3 separate regions of the Homo sapiens genome follow, and all the other regions are linked to region 3. A link is an interaction called in ENCODE POLR2A ChIA-PET data of the cell type or tissue named here. Cell type or tissue: Panc1. All regions are shown on one strand.

Region 1 (8,000 bases), 130 kb after region 3:
GTCTCTATTAAAAACACAAAAGCAGGCCAGGCGCAGTGGCTCACACCTGTAATCCCAGCACTTTGGGAGGCCGAGGCGGGCGGATCACCTGAGGTCAGGAGTTCAAGACCAGCCTGGCCAACATGGTGAAACCCCGTCTCTACTAAAATATACAAAAATTAGCCGGGCGTGGTGGCAGGCGACTTAATCCCAGCTACTTGGGAGGCAGAGGCAGGAGAATCGTTAGAACCCAGGAGGCGGAGGTTGCAGTTAGCTGAGATAGAGCCATTGCACTCAAACCTGCGGGATAACAGCGAGACTTCTCTCAAAAAAAAAAAAAAAAAAAAATACAAAAGCAGCCGGGCGAGGTGGTGCACACCTGTTATCCCAGCTACTCCAGAGGCTGAGTCAGGAGAATCTCTTAGAACCTGGGAGGCGGAGGTTGCCGTGAGCCGAGATCGCGCCACTGAACTCCAGCCTGGGCAACAAAGGGAGACTGTCTCAAAAAAAAAAAAAGGATCCTGATGGAAATTTAGAGCCCCACGTTCAAGGGTTGGAATGGTATTCCTGGATAATCCAGGCCCAGAAGACCCAGAAAGCTTCTCCTAAAACATGTATGGCATATCAGGTTCAGGTCCTGGAATGTCCTCTGAGCTCTAGCACCTTGTCCTAGTGACTTGGCCTCTCTGGGCCTCAGTTTTGCCATCTGTCAAATGGCAAGAACACCGAGTTTATGAGGATAAAACATGACAGTGGCAAGAGAAGTGTCCTGTAAACTGCAGAGTGCAGTCCTCCTGGGAGGGAAGGACAGTTGTTGTTGTTGTTAGGGGCTCATGTTTTGCCTTCCAGCGGCGCCGGGCGAGCAGATTAGCCTGGCCTCGTTCTCACGGTGGGAGACCTCCTCCGTCCTCCCCAGGAACCACGGCCCCTGCCCTGCCCAGATCAGCAATAGCCCTCCATAAGCCTCCCACCTGGAGGGAGGTGGCGGGCAGGGAACAGCCAGGTAACCGTGGGCTCCTCACTGCAAGGGCCCAGCTCAGATTGAAGGCAGAGGGAACGAGCGAGCGAGGAGGAAGTGGGGAGAGACGGAAGGAGGGGCAAGCGAATCAAAGCACTAGGGATTTACTCACCCAAGCAGGGACAGGGAAGGAGATGGGGCTAGCAGGGCGGGGGACGCCCATGCGCCGCCCCTTCAGAGGACAATTCCCGGGGCCTCACTCCCTCCCACTCTCTCCCTCCCCCGCGGCCCATTCCCGGTGCGACTCCTCCCGTGGGAACTGCTGTCGCTGCAGCGGGCGCCCTGCCACGTGGATGCCAGGAATCAGACTGGGCGGCTGCGGCAGGGCGGGCGCTTCCCTGGGCAGCGATCAGGGCAGGCCTGGGAGAGGGCTGACCCTCACTGGGGTCTGGGGAGAGGGCGGCTCTGGGCGGAAGGGCACCTCGGGAACTGGACGCCCTGGGCTTCGCAGCCCCTCAGATCTGCAGCCAAGGTCATCTTTTCCCAGCTTGAGGAGCAACAACTGGGCACCACCTGGGAGCAGGTTAGAAATGCAGGCTCTCAGGTCTAGCCCCAGACTTGCTGACTCAGAACCTGCACATTCCAAGGAATGTGCCCCAGGTGGCTCCCGGGCACTTTCAAATTTGAGAAGCCTTTTTTCTACAAGAGTAGGCCTGAGTATTTACAGGTTTAAAAAGACGCGGTGGCTCACGACTGTAATCCCAGCACTTCGGGAGGCCGAGGCCGGCTGATCACGAGGCCAAGAGATGGAGACCACCCTGGCCAACGTGGTGAAACCCCGTCTCTACTAAAAATACCAAAAAAAAAAAAAAAAAAAAAAAAATAGCTGGGCTTGGTGGCGTGCGCCTGTAGTCCTAGCTACTCGGGAGGCTGAGGCAGGGAGGATCGCTTGAACCCAGGAGGCAGAGGTTGCAGTGAGCCGAGATCGCGCCACTGCACTCCAGCCTGGTGACAGAGCAAGACTCCGTCTCAAAAAAAAAAAAAAAAAAAAAAAAAAAGACAGACAAGGCCAAGGCCAGGCACGGTGGCTCATGCTTGTAATCCCAGCACTTTGGGAGGCCGAGGAGGGCGGATCACTTGAGCCCAGGAATTCAAGACCAGCCTGGGCAACACTGTGAGACCCAGTCTCTACAAAAAAAAAAAAAAAAAAAAAAAAATTAGCCAGGTGTGGTGGCGTGCACCTGTAGTCTCAGCTACTGGTGAGGCTGAGGTGGGAGAATAGATTCAGCCCAGGAGGCAGAGGTTGCAGTAACCCTTGATTGAGCCACTACACTCTAGACTGGGCAACAGAGCGAGGCTCTGTCTCAAAATAAATAAATAAATAGGCTGGGCGCAGTGGCTCACGCCTGTAATCCTAGCACTTTGGGAGGCCGAGGCGCACCTGAGGTCAGGAGTTTAAGACCAGCGTAGCCAACATGGTGAAACCCCGTCTCTACTAAAAATACAAAAATTAGCCAGGCGTCGGCCAGGCGCGGTGGCTCACGCCTGTAATCCCAGCACTTTGGGAGGCCGAGGCGGACGGATCACAAGATCAGGAGATCAAGACCATCCTGGCTAACATAGTGAAACCCGTCTCCTCTACTAAAAATACAAAAAAAATTAGCCGGGCATGGTGGTGGGCGTCTGTAGTCCTAGCTACTCGAGAGGCTGAGGCAGGAGAATGGCGTGAACCCAGGAGGCGGAGCTTGCAGTGAGCCGAGATCACGCCACTGCACTCCAGCCTGGGCGACAGAGTGAGACTCCATCTTAAAAAAAAACAAAACAAAACAAAAGAAAAAAATTAGCCAGGCGTGGTGTCACATGCCTGTAATCCTAGCTACTTGGGAGGCTGAGGCAGGAGAATCACTTGAACCCGGGAGGAAGGGGTTGCAGTGAGCCAAGATCACGCCATTGCACACCAGCCTGGACAATAAGAGTGAATAAGAGTGAAACTCCATCTCAAAAAAAAAAAAAAATTAGTAGTGTATAAATAGACCACATAATCTATGAATTGTATTCCATTATAGGAAAGGGGCATTGCAAGATACTTGTTACAAAAGGGGGCGTGAGGCCTGCTGGGGCTGGGAACCCACTGAGGAACACTCACTCCTGTTTTCAATCAACAGCATGGCTCTGAGGAAACAGAAGCAGGAACTAAATGGCGCTTGAATCTGAGGAGCTTCTACCCTGGCAGGCGAGATGAGATAGAGACGCAAATCGCCACCTTCCTGAGCCTCAGTTTCTTCACCTGTGAAATGGGCTTTCTCACCACTCACCTCTGCCTGCCTCCCTGCAGGGTCGGATCAGATGGGCCGAACCAGCTTCTAGACAGGGAGGGGCTTCATGAGCCGCTCCACACCTGAGGGAAGGGAGATTGGAACATCTGCCCTGCTCACATCGTGCCAGGGACAGCTCAGGCTTCTGTGCCTATCTTGGTCTTCAGACTCCAGCCTCTGGCCCTGCAGATTCTCTCTCAGGGCCTCGTCTGCTTTCTCTGGTGTCCCTCTCTCTTCCACCTTCCTTCTCCACTCCCCTGTATCCCCGCACCACCGAAATCCACACCTGTCTGAAGCTTGTACCAAATTAGCAAATTGGCAGTTTCTGAGGAGGGCAAGCCAGCCTTGACTACATACCAGACACTGCTCACACACTGGGTCTTTTATGCTAGCCCTGAGAGGTAGATGGTGATGACCTAATGAATAGAGGAGAACACCAAGGCTCAGTGAAGGGGAAGGGTTCGCACCCAGGTCACCCAGCCAATAAGAGGCCAAGATGGGATAAGAACTGGAGCTTTGGCCGGGCATGGTGGCTCACGCCGGTAATCCCAGCACTTTGGGAGGCCAAGGTGGGTGGATCACCTGAGGTCAGGAGTTCAAGACCAGCCTGACCAACATGGAGAAACCCCATCTCTACTAAAAATACAAAATCAGCCAGGCGTGGTGGCATATGCCTGTAATCCCAGCTACTTGGGAGGCTGAGGCAGGAGAATCGCTTGAACCCTGGAGGTGGAAGTTGCGGTATGCCGAGATCACGCCATTGCACTCCAGCCTGGGCAACAAGAGAGAAACTCTGTTTCAAAAAAAAAAGAAAAAAAAAAAAGAAGAAGAACTGGAGCTTTGACTGGGCACGATGGCTTATGTCTGTAATCCCGGATCGCTTGAGCCTAGGAGTTCAAGACCAGCCTGGGCAACATCTCTACAAAAAATACAAAACTTAGCTGGGTGTGGTGGCGAGTGCCTGTAGTCCCAGCTACTCAGGAGGCTGACAGGGGAGGCTGGCTTGAGCCCTGGAGGTTGACGCTGCAGTGAGCTGTGATTGTGCCACTGCACTCCCAGCCTGGGCTACAGAGTGAGACCCTGTCTCAAAAATATTTTTAAAAATGTTTTAAAAGTACACACACTCAAGAGGGGAGTGTGGGTGTACTCAAGAAAGTCACACAAGGGGCTTTGTGGTTTCTATTTTTTTTTTTTTTTTGAGGCAGAGTTTCGCTCTTGTTGCCCAGGCTGGAGTGCAACGGTATGATCTCGGCTCACTACAACCTCCGCCTCCCGGGTTCAAGTGATTCTCCTGCCTCAGCCTCCCGAGTAGCTGGGATTACAGGCACGTGCCACCACGCCCGGCTAATTTTTTATTTTTAGTAGAAACGGGGTTTCACCATATTGGCCAGGCTGGTCTCAAACTCCTGATCTCATGTGATCTGCCCACCTTGGCCTCCTAAAGTGTTGGGATTACAGGCGTGAGCCACTGTGCCCAGCTGTGGTTTCTATTTTTATAGGTTTCTTTAACCAAGGGGTGGAATATTTATGAAAGTTACTGGAAAAAGGTGGAGATTTCTTGGAACTGTGGTGCCACCCATTTTTACACCAAATATGGGAACTATAGTGGTGCTGGTGGGTGTGTGATTTTTAGTATGTTAATAAGCGTATAATGAGGTCCTAGGAGAAACCTGGGTCAAATCCAGCACCATGCTGTGTCCAGTTGGTCTCAGCCAGCTTGCTCCATGCCCTGATTGTTCAGGGTCTTATGAGCCCCTAGCTTCTGCAGTTATTTCAACAGCTTCCTTTTGCTAGTCATGTGAAACTGCTGCCTGGAATTTTCCATTCTTCTGCGACCCATGTTAGTCCTGTCTCACCTTCACTCATCCCGTGAATATTTACTGAGCACACACAGGTTTCCAGGTGCTGGATTACATAGAAAACAAAATCCCTGCTCTCCTGGAGCTTTGGTTCCAGGGGCGGGAAATGGGGCAATAAATAGGTAAATACGCAGCATGGTAGATGGTGTTAGGTGCTTTGGAAATAGAGAAGAGGCTAGCAGGTGTGGGGAGCGAGGGCGCCATTCTAATTGGATAGTCAGAGAAGGCCTCCCTGAGAACAGGAGACATGGAGAAGACGACCTGGAGGAATTGAGAGAGCAGCCATGTGGGGATCAAAGGAGACCGTGCCAGGCAGATGGAAGAGCAGTCGCAAGGCCCTGAGGTGGGAGCGTGCCTGGCATGGTTGAGGAACATCAGGGAGGCCAGTGTGGCTGCCCCCGATAAGGGAAGGGGTGTGGGAGGAGATTTCGGCTTGTATTCCAAATGAGAAGGAGGCATTAAAATGACATGATCTGACTTGTGTTTAGAAAGGATCACACTGGCTTGCTGGGATGAAAACACTGTAGGCGACAAGCACGACGGCAGAAAGGCTCCAAAAATCCTGGAGAGTGGGGCGTGGCTTAGACCGCAGAGATGGCAGTAAGCTGGAGGTGGGGCCAAGATGTGGTCAGGGCCTGTTTGGGTTCTGAAGGCAGAGCCACAGGGCTTGCTGACGAATGAGAAAGTGCAGCGTGAGAGAAAAAGGAGTGGAAAGTGGCTTCAGAGTTTGGGGCCAAGAACTGGAATTTGCCATTTGCTAGGACTTCAGTTCGAGAAGTCAACATTGAACGTGCAAAATTTGAGATGACTACAAACATGAAAGTAGAGATGTTGACTAAAATTAAATAAATGAGCCTGGAGTCCCAGACAGAGCTCTGGACTGGAATATATAAATTTGGGATTTTGGGAGAGAGAGGTTGCAGTGAACCGAGATCACACCACTGTACTCCAGCCCGGGTGACAGAGTGAGTGAGATGTCGTCTCAAAAAATAAATAAATAAATAAATAAATAAATAAATAATAAATAAATCTGGGATTTGCCAGCACAGAGATGGTATTTCAAGCTTGAGACTGGTGAGATCACCAAGGGAATGAGTGTAGACAGAAAAGAGAAGACCAGGGAATAAGTCCTGGGCATTTTATTCTTTAGAGGCTGAGTGGATTCGGAGGAAACCACAGCAGTCAGTGAAACAGAAGGAAAACTAGGACACTGTGGTGTCTTTGAAGGCAAGGGAAGGTCCGCACATGGTGGCTGACACCTGTAATCCCAGCACTTTGGGAGGCTGGGGCGGGTGGATCACTTGAGGCCAAGAGTTTGAGACCAGCCTGGCCAACATGGAGAAACCCACATCTCTACCAAAAAATACAAAAATTAGCTGGGCGTGGTGGCCTGCGTGTGTAGTCCCAGCTATGCCAGAGGCTGAGGCACCAGAATCACTTGAATCTGAGACGGAGGTTGCAGTGAGCAGAGATCACGCCACTGCACTCCAGCCCAGGTGACAGAGCAAGACTCTGTCTCAAAAAAAAAAAAAAAAAAGCCAAAGGTAGAAAGTATTACAAGGGGCCAGGCACATTGGCTCACGACTGTAATCCCAGAATTTTGGAAGGCCGAGGTGGGCGGATCACCTGAGGTCAGGAGTTCAAGACCAGCCTGGTCAAGATGGTGAAACCCTGTCTCTACTAAAAATACAACAATTAGCTGGGCGTGGTGGTGGGCACCTGTAATCCCAGCTACTCGGGAAGCTAAGGCAAGAGAATCACTTGAACCTGGGAAGCAGAGGTTGCAGTGAGCAGAGATCGCACCGCTGCACTCCACCCTGAGTGACAAAGTGGGAATCCATCTCAAAAAAAAAAAAGAAAGAAAGTATTACAAAGAAGGAATGATTAGCTGTGTCTTGGGCAATTTAGAGATTAAATAAAATATGAGGATTAATAATTAATAATTAAAATGGGAGAAAATTTTGCAAATCATATAAGGGACTGTATCTAGAATAAAGAACCCTTACAACTCAATGATAATAAATAGCACAATTTAAAAATGGGCAAAGGAACTGAATTGACATTTCTCCAAAGATACAGATGACCGATAAGCACATGAAAAGATGCTCACCTCCTTAGCCATCAGGAAAATACAGTCAAAACCACAATGAGACACCATTTCACACCCATCAGGATGGCTATAGTCAAAAAGGACAGTAATCAACAAGTGTTGGTGAGGATGTGGAGAAACTGGAGTCCTCAAACACTGCTAGTGAGAATGAAAAATGGTGCAGCTGCTTTGGAAAACAGTCTGGCAGTTCCTCAAAGGGCTAAACAAAAAAATTACCTTATGACCAACATTTCTACTCCTGAGTATATACTGAAGAGAAATGAAAACATATAGGCCAGGCGCGGTGGCTCATGCCTGTAATCCCAGCACTTTGGGAGACTGAGACAGGTGGATCCCTTGAGGTCAGGAGTTCGAGACCAGCTGGCCAACATGGCAAAACCCCATCTCTACTAAAAATACAAAAATTAGCCGGGTGTCATGGTGCACGCCTGTAATCCCATCTACTTGGGAGGCTGAGGCAGGAGAATCGCTTGAGCCCAGGAGGCAGAGGTTGGAGTGAGCCAAGATCGCACTATTGCACTCCAGCCTGGGTGACAGAGCCAGACTCCATCTCAAAATAAATAAATAAATAGTTTTTTTAAAAAAATGGATGAATTATGCCAGGCGCGGTGACTCACGCCTGTAATCCCAGCACTTTGGGAGGCCAAGATGGGGGGATCACAAGGTCAGGAGATCAAGACCATCCCGGCTAACACAGTGAAACCCCATCTCTACTAAAAACACAAAAAATTAGCTGGGCGTGGTGGCGGGCGCCTATAGTCCCAGCAACTCGGGAGGCT
Region 2 (8,000 bases), 1.8 Mb before region 3:
CCAAGTAGCTGGAATTACAGGCTCCCGCCACCATGCCTGGCTAATTTTTGTATTTTTAGTAGAGATGAGGTTTCGTCATGTTGGCCAGGCTGGTTTCTAACTCCTGACCTCAGGTGATCCACCCGTCTCAGCCTCCCACAGTGCTGGGGTTACAGGCATGAGCCACCACGCCCGGCTTACAAAATAATAATTTGCTAAATTATTGTGTGCCAGCCAAAAGGAATTAATAGTCATCCCATGTGGCAGTACAAAACTTTGAAAACGCTAAAGTTTATTCCAAGTATTTTCCTTTCTAGTGTAGTCTCTAACAAAGGTAACACTGAAAGGAGATCAGAGTGAAGTGCATCACTACAAATGGTAATGAGTTTGAAATCCCTAAGGGCATTCAGTTCTGGGTCAGCTCCCAGGAATCTGAGTCCAGAGAGAGGCAGTCCTACCCATTCCCACCTAACCTCCAGGTCATTCTTCATTTATATGTGCTCTGAAAAAAAAATGAGGTTGTGTGTGTTTCAATGGTGTTGAAAAGATCATGAGCCAAACAAGAGACTCAAAAACCCTGTTACCTCATTCTGTGTCTATACCTGATTCATTCATCTTCTTTCTCTTTGATACAGTCTCCAGACTTACACCTTATTCTCTTAAGTAATAATACCCTATACTAAACCCCAACAGGAAATCAGTTTCAAAAAAGTTCTAAAAAAAAAATTATAAAATGCTTTCCTGGGTTACTAGGTTCTATGAAAACATTAAAGCAATAAAATAAAATTCTCATTGGAGGCCTATGAGAATTACAAGATCAAAAAAAGGTTTTTTCCCCATAATTAAACAACTAAATATTTTTCTTTTTTCTCCTTTGAGGAAGATGATAATTAAAGTTTTACCAAAACTACAAGCAATATTTAAAAACCTATTCACTAATTCAAAAAACCCCATGCAATAATTAAATAATTACTGAATTCATCATAAATGTTCACTGAACATATAATATTTTAGGCACCAAGATAAGAGCCAAGGTTGCAAAAAAATAAGATGTGGCTTCTACCCTCAAAGAGTACACAGTCTATTTTAAAAATCAGGCAAAAGCAAGCAATTATATAGTAATATATGCAGAGAATAAGCAGAGCAGAGTCAGAGAAAAGGCCTTTGATATACAATCTGAGCTAAGCTTTAAAGGATAAGTAGGACTAAGTTAGGTGACGAAAGGAGGAGAGGGCATGATCAACTGGATAAGCATCTAGAAAAAGCATGTGCACCCGAATGGCAAGCAGCACAAAGTTCACTATAGCTGGAGTATAAAATATAGGATGACAGAAAACAATGGAGGTTGAGACTGGGTTGAGACCAGGCAAGGGTAGATTAGGGAAAGCCTGCTTTTGCAATGGTCAAGAATTTATACCTTATTCTCTGTAAAACAGGAAGCCATTAGAAAATTTTATTTATTTATTTATTTTATTTATTTATTTATTTATTTGAGACAGAGTCTCACTCTCACTCTGTTGCCCAGGCTGGAGTGCAGTGGCACGATCTTGGCTCACTGCAACCTCCGCCTCCTGGGTTCAAGTGATTCTCCTGCCTCAGCCTCCCAAGTAGCTGGAACTACAAGCGTGCACCACCACACCCAGCTAATTTTTTTTTTTTAGACAGAGTCTCACTCTATTGACAGGCTGGAGTGCAGTGGCATGATCTCAGCTCACTGCAACCTCCGCCTCCCAGGCTCAAGCAATTCTCCTGCCTCAGCCTCCTGAGTAGCTGGGACTACAGGCGCACCACCACATCCAGCTAATTTTTGTATTTTTAGTAGAGACGGGATTTCACCATGTTGGACAGGCCACAGTGGTCTCAAATTCCTGACCTAAAGTGATCGCCCGCCTCAACCTCCCAAAGTGCTGGGATTACAGGCATAAGCCACCCCACCAAGCCTGCCATTAGACGATGTTAAATATGGAAGTACCATAGTAAAATATGTGTTAATGTGTGTGTGAGAGAGAACGGATACAGGAAATAGAAATAGACTAATAGGAAGCTCTCCTAACAAGTTTGATGAAAGATCATGAGAGCCTGAATCAAGGTTTGTTGAGATGGAAGAAAAGGAGAAGGATTCAAGAAGTACTGAAGAAAGACAGTATGACAGAGTGGATTATAGCACCAGCTTCAGAGTCAGAAAAAAGCACTAACTGAAGGATGACTGTTCTGTTTTTAGAAAAGTTGACGCGTCTATGGGATATCCAAAATAGTTTAAATGTGCTAAAAGTCATTCTGAGTCTTCAAAGACAATGTTGAGTGTAAACTCACGGTGTAACCCTGGGTATATAAGCTGGTCAAACCAGGGTTATAATGAAGCATCACAAAATCTTAAACCTCAATGAGACTGATAAATCATCTGATCAAGTGGTTCTTTTTGTTGCCATGAACGATCTGAGAATCTAATGAAAGCCACAGACCCTTTCCTCAGAAATGTTCCAAAATAAAATTTTGCAACAATAGGTTAAGAATCTCCTGACCCATTCTCCTCCAGAGGGACTATGAGATAAAATTAGGCTGAGTTACTGCTCATCAGAGGCAGAGCCAAAACCCAAACCTAAGCTTCTTAACTCTCAATTCCATGTTATTTCTCCATTGTTACCAGAAACTTGAAATGATTCTTTCAGATTTACATTTTATTTAGTTGGTCATACAAGGCTAAAATCACACACAGACACACACACACACACACACACACACACACACACACACGATTCTGATTTTACTGAATGTAGCTTGTAGCCCTCATCAGGCTTTCCAGATCCAATGGCATTTCTCAAAAGTCAGTTGTTTCCCATTCATGCTAACAAAATTGGCACTCAAAATAAATAGAAGCATTGATGGTGGATTATTTTCATTTGTTTGTTTTTGTTATTGCTTTTTATATGTATATATAAAAAAACAAACTTGTTTTATTTTAGAAAAACTGTTCATCCTAATGGGAGCTGGTTTCGTTAAGAGTAATGAATGTAATTACAATTTAGTTCAATTAAGACTACTGTCACTCACCAAGCACAAGGCACTAAGAATGCAAAGATATCTAAAAATCCCATGGTCATCCATTAAAAGAAAAAATATAAATGTCTAAAATGTTACACAAAGGAATAGAGAATATCTTTATTTTTATTATTATTACAAACACTCATTTAATTTTACCTTATTAAAAAAACCATAAAAATCTGTGGTGAGAGAGAACCCCACACCCAACTACTGACAGTTCAACACATACTGCGAGCCATAAATGCTCCAGCAGCTACATAAACAAAAAGTTATGGGGACCTAAACTGAGGGGCAATGGGGTTTGGATTCTGACAGACCTGAGTTCTAACCCAGTCAAATCCAAAGACAGAAAGTTCTAACCTAGTCAAATCCAGAGACAGAAAGTTCTAACCTAGTCAAATCCAGAGACAGAAAGTTCTAACCTAGTCAAATCCAGAGACAGAAAGTAGATTAGAGTTGCAGGGGCTGGGGAAAACCAGAATGGGGAATGACTGCTAATGGGTACAGAGTTTCTTGCTGGGGTGACAAAAATGTGCTGGAATAAGATAGTAGTGATAGTGGCACAACTTTTGAATATACTAAAAACCCCAAGTTACACATTTTAGTGTACAGTGTAGAATTTATGGTATATGAATTATATAGGTTGATGCAAAAGTAACTGCGGTTTTTGCCATTAAAAGTAATAGCAATTATGGCCGGGAGCGGTGGCTCACGTCTGTAATAATCCCAGCATTTTGGGAGGCTGAGGCAGGCGGATCACCTGAGGTCAAGAGTTCAAGATCAGCCTGGCCAACGTGGTGAAACCCCGTCTCTACTAAAAGTACAAAAATTAGCCGGGCATGATGGCGGGCCCCTGTAATCCCAGCTACTCAGGGGCCTGAGGCAGGAGAATCGCTTGAACCTGGGAGGCGGAGGTTGTAGTGAGCCAAGATAGCGCCACTGCACTCCAGCCTGGGCAACAAGGGCGAGACTCCATCTCAAAAAAAAAAAGTAAAAGCAATTACTTTTGCACCACCCTAGTATCTCCATTAAAAAAAAAATCCAATATCAACTAGAGAAATCAATTTAGGAATAAGAGCAAAAACCAACTTAAAATTTAACGGCAAATACACTAAAATTACTATTGCCAAAAAAGCTATAAACCCATGATGGGTTTCTATATAGAGGAGGAACCAGTTTGCTCTCCTCACAAAAGAAGAGAAAATTGATGGGAGTTTCCTCTAAAGATTTAAACTGTACTGTAAAGATTTATTCCACTCCTGGATCTGGAAAGGAAGAATCAAACTTGAGTGATGATAGTAATTTGCATTGGCATAAAGTTGAATTTTTCATTTTTATTTTTGTGAAGGTATGAGAATCATAGTGTTAATATATGTATTCCTGAGAAATGTATTACATATTCCCACACACATGGAAGGACATGACTTGGTCATCAGTGTTACCTCATTGTTCAAGTAGAGAGAAGAGATATTATCCCCATGTTATCAAAATAGATACAATTTCAGATGAGTAACATCACCTATTCAATGTCCTACAGTGGCAGGACTGGGACTATAAACCGGGTGTTCAGATTCCCAGCCTGGTTTACTTTCATTACATCAATGATCTTAAGCTTTAGTGTGCTACTTTATCCTTTATTCAACAACTCTATCACTCAACCACTTATTAATTCTTATTAAAGTACAACGTAATAAACCAGGACACTCTCGGAGAGCACTTAACACCTTATTCATGTAAGGTGATTTTTCTTAAAACTGCAAATGCCATAGGAATTAAAAAGCACTATAAAACACATATTTATTATATAGGAAAGCCCCTTTTGGCCCTCATTCAGAGTCCCTTTACCTTTGTTTTTTGCCTAATTCTAACAAGTTTGTTTGTCAAATGTAACAGATGAATTTAAAGTAGAAGGGGTTATGATTCTTCTAGATACATACAATGAGTAAAGAAACAGCCTAAAAGAAAGAAAGAGACACATCAAAATCCAAAGTGATAGCCATCTTTTTTTTTTTTTTTTTTTTTGAGACAGGGTTTTGCTCTTGTTGCCCAGGCTGGAGTGCAGTGGCACTATCTCGGCTCACTGCAACCTCCGCCTCCAGAGTTCAAGTGATTTTCCTGCCTCAGGCTCCCGAGTAGCTGGGAGTACAGGTGTCTGCCACCATGCCTGGCTAATTTTTTGTATTTTTAGTAGAGATGGAGTTTCACCATGTTGGCCAGGCTGGTCTTGAACTCCTCACCTCAGGTGATCCACCCGCCTCGGCCTCCCAAAGTGTTAGGATTACAGGCGTGAGCCATTGCGCCTGGCCTGGCCTTCTTTTTTTAAATTTTTTTGCGACAGGATCTCTGTCGCCCAGGCTGGAGTGCGGTGGCACAATCTCAGCTCACTTCAGCGTCAACCTCTCAGGCTCAAATGATCCTCCTACCACAGCCTCTACAGGAGCAAATCACCACACTAAGCTGATTTTTTTTTTAAGTTTTTTTTTTTTTTTTTTTGTAGAGACGAGGTCTCACTACATTGCCCGACTGGTCTCAAACTCCTGCGCTCAAGTGATCCTCCCACCTCAGCCTCCCAAAGTGCTGGGATTACAGGCATGAGCCACTATGCCTGGCCAGTTATAGCAAACTTGACCATTTATTGTAGGGGTAATAAATCCTATATAGCTCAAGGTTCTTATTCATAATAATGCAGTCTCCCTAATAAAAGGATGACTCAATTCCAAATGCTTTATTCAAGAAAGCAAGGAAGGACTGGATATAGTGACTCACACCTGTAATCCCAACACTTTGGGAGGCCAAGGTGGGTGGATCACTTGAGCCCAGGAGTTCAAGACCAGCCTGGGTAACATGATGAGACGCCCCACCTCTACCAAAAATAAAAATTTAAAAAATTAGCCAGGTGTAGTGGCATGCACCTGTAGTCTCCGCTTCTGGGAGGCTGAGGCAGGAAGACTAACTACTTGAGCCAGGAGGTCGAGGCTACAGTGGGCAGTGATTGAGTCACGGCACTCCAGCCTGGGAAACAGAGTGAGATCCTGTCTCAAAAAAAAAAAAAAAAGAAAAGAAAAAAAAAGAAAGGGCCTCAAGAAGGGGCTCACGCCTGTAATCCCAGCACTTTGGGAGGGAGGTCAAGGCAGGCAGATCACTTGAGGCCAAGAGTTCAAAAACCAGCTTGGCAAACGTGGTGAAAACCATGTCTCCACTAAAAATACAAAAAAAAAAGAAAAGAAAACTAAAGAAAAAAGAGAGCAAGGAAGAACATAGCTCCCATTTTCCCAAATTCAAAACCTTAAATTCTTCTATTCCCCTTTTTGTTAAAAATTAGTTAAACCCAATCACTTGCCAAATCCTGTCAAGTCTACCTCTACCTCTGCATTTAACTATATGTTTCTATTTTTACTGTTTCTGCTCTAATTCACTCGACTATAAATAACCTATTTCCAGTCCCTCCTGCTATAAATGTTTTCTCTTCCAAACAAAGATTTAATCCTATCACTCTTTTATTCATCAGTTAACAAATATTTATTGAAAGATCAAACTTTTGGCTGGGTGCGGTGACTCATGCCTGTAATCCCAGTATTTTAGGAGGCCGAGGCGGGTGGACTACTTGAGGTCAGAAGTTTGAGACCAGCCTAGCCAACATGGCGAAAACCCATCTCTACTAAAAATAGAAAAATTAGCCAGGCGTAGTGGCACAGGCCCGTAATCCCAGCTACTTTGGAGGCTGAGGCAGGAGAATCGCTTGAACGCAGGAGGCAGAGGTTGTAGTGAGCCAATATTGCACCATTGCACTCCAGCCTGGCAACAGAGCGAGACTCCGTCTCAAAAAAAAAAAAAAAAAAAAAAAGATCAAACTTTTAAAGGCTCCGTAGTAGCTACGGTATAAAATCCAAACTCCTTTCCCATAGCACCCCAGCTTGGCTGTGATCTGCCCTCACTAGTCTCTTCTCCCACCAGCCCCACCTAGAACTACTTGCTGCTTCCTAAAACAGCCTGCACTTCCCTGCATCTGCCTTCTTTATAATACCCCAAGCCTGCATCTCCACCTGCTGAAATTCTAACCCTCCTTCAAAGCCCTGCCCACACGCCATGTTTTCCATGAATTTTATTTCTGTAATCCTTACAGTCAGAATTAATCCCTATACCTAGACATCTTTATTTACTTAAATATTGGACAGCTTTGCTTAAATATCCAATTCATTATTCTCTTTTTTCTTTCTTTTTTTTTTTTTTTTTTTTTGGAGACAGGGTATCCCTCTGTCACCCAGGCTGGAGTGCAGTGGCACAATTATGGCTCACTGCAGCCTTCACCTCCCAGGCTCAAGCAATCCTCCCACCTCAGCCTCCCGAGTAGCTGAAACCACAAGTGCATGCCACATGCCTGTGCTCAGCTAAATTTTTGTATTTTGGGTAGAGACAGGGTTTCACCATGTTGCCCAGGCTTGGTTTCAAACTCCTGACCTCAAGTGATCCACCCGCCTCGGCCTCCCAAAGTGCTGGGATTACAGACGTGAGCTACTGTGCCCAGCCCCATTATTTTCAGCAGTTACACGGTATTCCACTATCTAAATGCCACAAGTTTGACTCAAAGGTAACACACAATTTTTTTTTTAAGACAGGATATCACTTTGTCACCCAGGCTGGAGTGCAGTGGTGCAATCTCAGCTCACTGCCACTTCAATCTCCCAGGCTCAAGCAATCCTCCCACTTCAGTCTCCCCAGTAGCTGGGTTACAGGTGCATGCCACCATACCCGGCTAATCTTTGTATTTTTGATACAAACAGGGTTTTACCATATTGCCCAGGCTGGTCTCCAACTCCTAAGCTCAAGGGACCAAGCCACCATGCCTGGCTCATTAATTTTTTAAATATAGAGAACATTAAAATAATCCTGTAATCCTACTAACCAGGTAATATCTGTTGAAGCTTCTTTTAAATAAATAAAAGTAGGGTGCAGTGGCTCAACACCTATAATCCCAACAC
Region 3 (8,000 bases):
AAGAACCAAGCCCTGGGGCCCTCAGTATTTAGAGGTTGTGGCAGAGGGGGAAAAAGGAGAGAAGGAGGAGGAATCAACAAAGGGAAATTGAGAAGGAACAGCCAATGAAGTGGGAGGAAAGCCAGAAGGTTGCGGGGTCTCATAAGCTATTTGAAGAAAGTGTTCTCAGAAGGAGCAAGTGATTATATATGTTGAAGTCTGCTGATGGGGAAAGAAAGATGAGGATCGAGAAATGACCATATGATAGAACAACATGGAGGGTCACTGGCAACATTGACAAGGGCAGCTATTTATTTATGTATTTATATATTTATGTATTTATTTATTTATTGAGACAGAGTCTCACTCTGTCACCCAGGCTGGAGTGCAGTGGCACGATCTTGGTTCACTGCAATCTCCGCCTCCTGGATTCAAGCGATTCTCATGCCTCAGCCTCCAGAGTAGCTGGGATTACAGGTGCCTGCCACCACATCCAGCTAATTTTTGTATTTTTAGTAGAGACGGGGTTTCACTATGTTGGCCAGGCTGGTCTCGAGCTCCTGACTTCAGGTGATCCGCCCATCCTGGCTTTCCAAAGTGCTGGGATTACAGGCATGAGCCACTGCACCTGGCCTATTTTATTTATTTTATATATATATATATATATATATATTTTTTTTTTTTTTTTTTTTTTTTTTTAGAGATAGGAGTCTCCCTATTTGCCTAGGCTGGCCTCAAACTCCTGGGCTCAAGCGATCCTCCCACCTCAGTGTCCCAAAGTGCTGGGATTACCGGCATGAGCCACTGCACCTGGCCAAGAGCAGATTAGGGACAGCATATGAGAGGGCAAGCCCACGGATCAGTTGGAGACAATGGGAGAGAAAAACAATGCAGGCAATGTAGACAACTCTCTTAAGCATTTGGCAGTGCTGGGAGTGGGTGGGGGATGAAGAGATGTGTGTTAAAGTGTTAAGATAACACATTATACTTATGATAGATGTTGCCTGGGGCAGCAGGAAGGGAGAAAAGTGTAACTGATAGTTTAAAAGACTTTAAAATTTGATAAAAATTGTACAGATATCTGTAAAACACATCAAAAACGTACACACACACACATATAGGGCAGTTTTTTGTTTGTTTTTCGGTTTGTTTTTCTTTTTGTGATGGAGTCTCACTCTGACACCCAGGCTGGAGTGCAGTTGTGCGATCTCAGCTCACTGCAACCTCCACCTCCCAGGTTCAAGCAATTCTCATGTCTCAGCCTCCCGAGTAGCTGGGACTACAGGCAAGCACCACCACGCCTAGCTAATTTTTGTATTTTTAGTAGAGATGGAGTTTCAGCATGTTGGCCAAACTGGTCTTGAACTCCTGACCTCAGGTGATCTGTCTTCCTTGGCCTCCCAAAGTGCTGGGATTACAGGCGTGAGCCACAGCACCTGGCCAGTTTTTTTAGGAGATAGAGTCCTGCTATGTTGCCCAAGCTGGAGTGCAGTGGCATGATCATAGCTCACTGTAACCTTGAACTTCTGGGCTCTAAGTGATCCTCCCGCCTCAGCTTCCCAAGTAGTAGAGACTACAGGTGCATACCGCCATGCCTGGCTAATTTTGAAATTATTTTGCCAGGCACAGTGGCTCATGCCTGTAATCTCAGCACTTTGGGAGGCTGAGGCAGGAGGATTGCCTGAGTGCAGGAGCTTAAGATCAGCCTGGGCAACATAGCAAGACCTCATCTCTACTAAAAATAAAAATAAGAAAATTAGCTGGGCATGGTGGCATGCACCTGTAGTCTTAGTTACTCAGGAAGCTGGGGTGGGAGGATGGCTAGAGTCCAGGAGTTTGAGGCTACAGTGAGCTATAATCACACCACTACACTCTAGCCTGGGCGAGAGAGTGAGACCTTCTCAAAACACCACCACCACCACCAACAACAACAAATAAATAAATACATAAATTATTTTGTAGACACAGATTCTCCCTATGTTGCCTAGGCTGGTCTTGAACTCCTGGCCTCAAGTGATCCTCCCACCTCAGCCTTCTAAGGTGCTGGGATTACTGGAGTGAGCTACTGTGTCTGGCCAAAATATACATATATTATTGAAAGTAAATATAACAAACTGTTACAGCTGATAATTCTGAATTTGGATGTTTGCTATATTACCTTTATACTTTTAAATTTTCTTACAAATAATTAGGGGAAAAAAAGGTTTGTGGGCCAAATCGTGTGCAGGACTTTGAGTGCCATGCTGGGATGGGGTATGTGCCTGTCTAAACAGGGGATGAACATGGCTCAGACAGCTCTTCCTGAAAGCTGTGTAGGCTGAGGGTGGTGGCTCACGCCTGTAATCCCAGCACTTTGGGAGGCCGAGATGGGCAGATCACCTGAGGTCAGAAGTTCAAGACCAGCCTGATCAACATGGTGAAACCCCATCTCTACTAAAAATACAAAAAAATTAGCTGAGCGTGGTGGCAGGTGCTTGTTGTAATCCCAGCTACGCGGGAGGCTGAGACAGGAGAAGCCCTTGAACCCAAGAGGCGGAAGTTGCAGTGAGCAGTGAGCCGAGATTGTGCCACTGCAGCTGGGAGACAAGAGCAAAACTCCGTCTCAAAAAAAAAAAAAAAAAAGTCAATCCCGGACCCGTTCCCTCAGATCTGCTAAATCCTAACTTTTCCAGTACACACACACACACACACACACACACACACAGGATTCTGACAGTGTAGAATGGGGGCAAGTTTAGTGGAAGATGGTGGGTGAAGTTGATGGAGGTGCCTGTGGGACATCCAGTCAGTGAACATTAGGGTGTCAAGGTTGCCGATAGGTGTTTATCAAATCCATTATTGATTTTCCTCCAGCAGAAAGCACAGGGAGTTGCACATAGTAGGAACTCACTAAATGTTTATTGTAAAATTATGAACTTAGCTTAAAGGCAATTCGCTGGATCCTAAATTCCAACTCCTTACCAACCTCCGAACTCTCTTCTAGTTACCCAACATGTACATGCTTTTTCATGGTAGCTATCAGCCTGGAGAACTGGGAAAAGCCTGGACTTCAGAGTTAGGCAGACCTGCATCCAAACCTGGCTCCTCTTCTTCCCAGCTCTATGGCCTCAGACAAGCAATTCTCCTCTGGGAGTCTTGGTTTTCTCATGTGCAAATAATGCATTCTGTGATTCATTCACTCAGCAAATATTTATTGAGTACCAATATGCACTGGGCATTGTTCTACATGGTGGAGAAACAGTGATGGATGAGATAGACGTGGTCCCTGCCCTAGCTGAGCTCACATTCTGAAGGGAGAAAAATGCAGTAAAAAAAAAAAAAAAAAAAAAAGGTAATAGGCCGGGCGCGGTGGCTCACACCTGTAATCCTGGCACTTTGGGAGGCAGAGGCGGGTGGATCACGAGGTCAGGAGTTCGAGACCAGCCTGACCAACATGGTGAAACCCCGTCTCCACTAAAAATACAAAAATTAGGCCGGGTGCAGTGGCTCATGCCTGTAATCCCAGCACTTTGGGAGGCCGAGGCAGGTGGATTGCCTGAGGTCAGGAGTTCGAGACCAGCCTGGCCATGGTGAAACCCCGTCTTTATTAAAAATAAAAAAAAATTATCTGGGCATGGTGGCGGGTGCCTGTAATCCCAGCTACTAGGGAGGCTGAGGCGGGAGAATCACTTGAACCCAGGAGGCGGAGGTTGCAGTGAGCCAAGATTGCGCCATTGCACTCCAGCCTGGGCAACAAGAGCAAAACTCCGTCTCAAAAAAAAAAAAAAAAAAATTAGCTGGGCATGGTGGCGCACGCCTATAATCCCAGCTACTCAGGAGGCTGAAGCAGGAGAATTGCTTGAACCCAACAGGTGGAGGTTGCAGTGAGCCGAGATCATGCCATTGCACTCCAGCCTGGGTGACAGAGCAAGACTCTGTCTCAAAAAAAAAAAAAAAAGAATAAAAGTAACAAATAGGAGAATTATACTGTATGTGAGAAGGTGAAACATGCTATACAAAGAAGAAAAAAGGAGCAGGGGAAGGGGCTGGGTGGTAGTGGTGGTGGCCAGGCAGGGGAAGTGTCACTATTACATAGGATTATAACATAGTAGGCCATGTCAGGAAGCGAGATTCGCAGAAAGGCTTGAAGGAGGTCAGGTAACCAGCCATGTGGATATCTGGGGAAGAGTGTTCCAGGCAGAAGGAATAGCAAGTGCAAAGACCCTGAGGCAGAAGTGTGTCTGCCAGTGTTTGAGAAATAGAAGGAGGCAGTGGTGAAGTGAGTGCCGGGGAGACTGGAAGAAGGCTTTGCTGGGCTGTGACATTATGATGAAAGAAGGAGCGGCTGAGTACAATGGCTTACCCCTGTAATCCCAATACTTTGGGAGGCCCAGGCAAGAGAATCAATCAAGACCAGGGGTTTGAGACCAGCCTGGGCAATATAGTAAGACCCTATCCCTACCAAAAATATTTTTAAAAATTAGTCAGGTGTGGTGGCATGTACCTGTAGTCCAAGCTGCTCGGGAGGGCGAGGCTGGAGGATCGGTTGAGCCCAGGAGTTTGAGGTTGCTGTGAGCTATGATTGCACCATTGTACTCTAGCCTAGGTGACAGCAAGACTCTGTCTCAAAAAAAAAAAAAAACAAAAGAAGGAAATGAACCCAGTCACTGCGTGCTGACTGTGTACCAGGAACTATGCTTGACATACAGTGGCCTTTTCATCCTTACAATAAACCTTACAAAGCAAGTAATGTGACTCCACCCAGCTTTCATATACATGAACACAGCGAGAGACAGAAACAAGGTGTGACTTGCTCATAATGCGCAGCTAATAGGGGCTGAGCAGATTCTTTCCTAGGGCCATGCATTTTGTGCCATAAAACTCCAGGCACTTTTAGTGAAAGGATTCAAGGAGGGGATTGGGGAGCAGACATGGCTTAAGCAGGGGGAGATGCCACCCAGGGTCCAGGCTTCCTGAGGCTGTCCTGGATCTGCAGGGGAAGGGTCTGCAGAGACCTGGCCTCTCCGAGTCAAAAGCAGTGTGGGCCTGGAATGGTTAAAAAATGAGGACTTGGCCGGGTGTGGTAGCTCACGCCTGTAATCCCAGCACTTTTAGAGGCCGAAGCAGGTGGATCACCTGAGGTCAAGAGTTCGAGACCAGCCTGGCCAACATGGTGAAACCCTGTGTCTACAAAAAATACAAAAAATTAACTGGGCATGGTGGCAGGCGCCTGTAATCCCAGCTACTCGGGAGGCTGAGGCAGCAGAATCGCTTGAACCCAGGAGGCAGAGGTTGTAGTGAGCTGAGATCGCGCCATTGCACTGCAGCCTGGGCAACAAGAGTGAAACTCCATCTTAAAAAAACAAAAAACAAAAAACAAAAAATGACTTGCTCAAACATGGTTACAAATATTGCTATGTATTTTAACTGATTTTTTTTTTTCTTTTTTGAGATGAGAGTCTTGCTCTGTCGCCCAGGCTGGAGTGCAGTGGCGCGATCTCAGCTCACTGCAAGCTCCGCCTCCCGGGTTCACGCCATTCTCCTGCCTCAGCCTCCCGAGTAGCTGGGACTACAGGCGCCCGCCACCACGCCCGGCTAATTTTATGTATTTTTAGTAGAGACGGGGTTTCACCGTGTTAGCCAGAATGGTCTTGATCTCCTGACCTCGTGATCCGCCCACCTCAGCCTCCCAAAGTGCTGGGATTACAGGCGTGAGCCACCGCGCCTGGCCTTGACTGATTATTTTTAAGAAGACAAGGCTTTTAAGGCCGAAGCGGGCGGATCACGAGGTCAGGAGATCGAGACTATCCTGGCTAACACGGTGAAACCCCATCTCTACTAAAAATACAAAAAATTAGCCGGGCGTGGTGGCAGGTGCCTGTAGTCCCAGCTACTCGGGAGGCTGAGGCAGGAGAATGGCGTGAACCCGGGAGGCGGAGCTTGCAGTGAGCTGAGATTGCACCACTGAACTACAGCCAGGTCGACAGAGCGAGACTCAGTCTCAAAAAAAAAAAAAAAAAAAAAGAAGAGGAAGAAGAAGATAAGGCTTTTAACATACAATACACATCAATGTGATTTATTTACAAATATTAAATTCATAGCAGCTGGTCTGATGGTGGGACCCATCTCACGGATGTGAGGGTCTGTTTTCCAGCCTGTCAATTTTCTCTGTGACTGAAGGCAGAACTTCATGTGGTTCCCAACATCAAAAGTCTACTCTTGAGGTCCTCGGTGCATGTAAATAAATAGAATGATGGTAAATATATGTGGTACTTGCTGGGGGCAGTGGTAAATGCTTCGCATACATTGGCTAATATCTTCATGAGAGCCCCATGAGGTTGACACTATTGTTGTCCCCCCTTATGGAGGAAGAAGCTGTAGAACAGGCACTGATTTGCCCAGGGTCTCATGACTAGTGAGCGGTGGTGCCAGAGCACTGAAAGGAGACCATGTGGCTACCCATGTTCGGCAGTCCCAGCATTTAACTATCCATTATTCTACACTGCCTGCCCAGGCTGGGCCTTGGCCATCGGCTCTCCCATGTGGTTTCTCCCAAGGCCTGTTTCCTGATATTGTTCTGTTGTTATAACCTTCTCCAGGCCGTGGAGGATCTCAGGGCTGGCATTTCCTGGTTGTCCTGGGATCTACCACGTCCCAGACTGGCACCCAAAGACTCACTGAGGCCTGAGTGAGGGAGAATTAGAGAGTGGGGAGCACACCAGTGAACGTTGCCTTCAAGACTGGAAAGAACAGTAGGTCTTGGGCTTCTGGCCCCAGGGCACCTGTGGAAAGTCACTCCACCAGCCCCATCCTTTCCCTCTTTTCTTCTTTTTACACTGAACCTGTGATGTTTTAAAAGGGTGCTGGACTTAGGTGTTAGAAACCTGACTTAAGTCTTGGATCTGCTTCTTTTTTTAAATTTTAATTTAATTTTATTGGCTCACTGCAACCTCTGCCTCCCAGGTTCAAGTGATTCTCCTGCCTCAACCTCCTGAGTAGCTGGGATTACAGGTGCCTGCCACCACGCCCAGCTAATTTTTGTATTTTCAGTAGAGATGGGGTTTCACCATGTTGCCCAGGCTGGTCTTGAACCTCTGACTTCAAATGATCTGCCCGGCTCGGCCTCCTAAAGTGCTGGGATTACAGGTGTAAGCCACTGTGCCAGGCATGGATCTGCATCTTAATAGATGTGTGACCTTGGGCAAATAGCTTTATGTCTCTGGGCCTTTGTCTTTTCACCTGTAAAATGGGAATGAGAATAATAGCTACTCTTTGGCCAGATGCGGTGACTCACGCCTGTAATCCTAGCACTTTGGGAGGCCAAGGCAGGTGGATTACCTGAAGTCAGGAGTTCCTGACCAGCCTGGTCAACGTGGTGAAACCCCATCTCTACCAAAAATATAAAAATTAGCTGGGTGTGGTAGCAGCCGCTTGTAATCCCAGGTACTCGGGAGGCTGAGGCAGGAGAATCACTTGAACCTGAGAGGTGGAGATTGCAAGTGAGCCAAGATCGCCACTGCACTCCAGCCTGGGTGACAAGAGTGAAACTCTGTCTCAAAAGAAAAAAATAGAATAATAGGTACTGTTTTTTCTGAGACAGGGTCTCACTCTGTCACCCAGGCTGGAGTGCAGTGGTGTGATCTCAGCTCACTGCAAGCTCTGCCTCCTGGGTTCAAGTGATTCTCGTGCCTCAGCCTCCCAAGTAGCTGGGACTACAGGCACATGCCACCACACCCAGCTAATTTTTGCATTTTTAGTAGATACGGGGTTTCGCTGTGTTGGCCAGGCTGGTCACAAACTCTTGACCTCAGGTGATCCACCTGCCTCGACCTCCCAAAGTGCTGGGGTTACAGGCATGAGCCACCGCACCCAGCCTAGCATTTGGATCATTGATAAACCTGGGGCACTTGGTTGTGAACTCTAAAGGGCTGAACAATTGTGAGGCATTATTGTTATTATTCTGATCCTTGCTCGAAATGCTCTTTGGTTACTTTCATTATAGCTGATGTTCTCCTTTCATCTGCTCCCAGATGACACAAGTC

Evidence for each region. Peaks named below come from ENCODE experiments on the same cell type or tissue, not always from the same donor. Only the 100,000 strongest peaks of a DNase experiment are listed, where the experiment ranks them.
Region 1: POLR2A ChIA-PET joins it to region 3 with 18 read pairs; 9 of 35 experiments call an interaction of 5 or more read pairs at or near these places.
Region 2: POLR2A ChIA-PET joins it to region 3 with 12 read pairs; 2 of 35 experiments call an interaction of 5 or more read pairs at or near these places.

The regions. Positions count from the first base shown.
Region 1 is chr1:27,024,939-27,032,938 of GRCh38, reverse strand. LOC101928391 (a long non-coding RNA gene) reads right to left here and starts at 1,181. Exons shown (of 8, transcript XR_007065559.1): 1 at 1,110-1,181. In Panc1, no CTCF peak of the experiment used is centred here; no DNase peak of the experiment used is centred here.
Region 2 is chr1:28,958,078-28,966,077 of GRCh38, reverse strand. The region is part of intron 1 of EPB41 (erythrocyte membrane protein band 4.1); the gene reads right to left. Among named protein-coding and RNA genes, the nearest start is that of EPB41, 48 kb to the right of the region's middle. RefSeq lists enhancers at 1-54, 55-585. In Panc1, no CTCF peak of the experiment used is centred here; no DNase peak of the experiment used is centred here.
Region 3 is chr1:27,158,474-27,166,473 of GRCh38, reverse strand. It overlaps LOC102723760 (a long non-coding RNA gene), which reads right to left. Exons shown (of 3, transcript XR_426674.4): 2 at 7,950-8,000; 3 at 6,006-6,185. Among named protein-coding and RNA genes, the nearest start is that of SLC9A1, 7.3 kb to the right of the region's middle. In Panc1, no CTCF peak of the experiment used is centred here; a DNase peak (open chromatin) is centred at 3,143.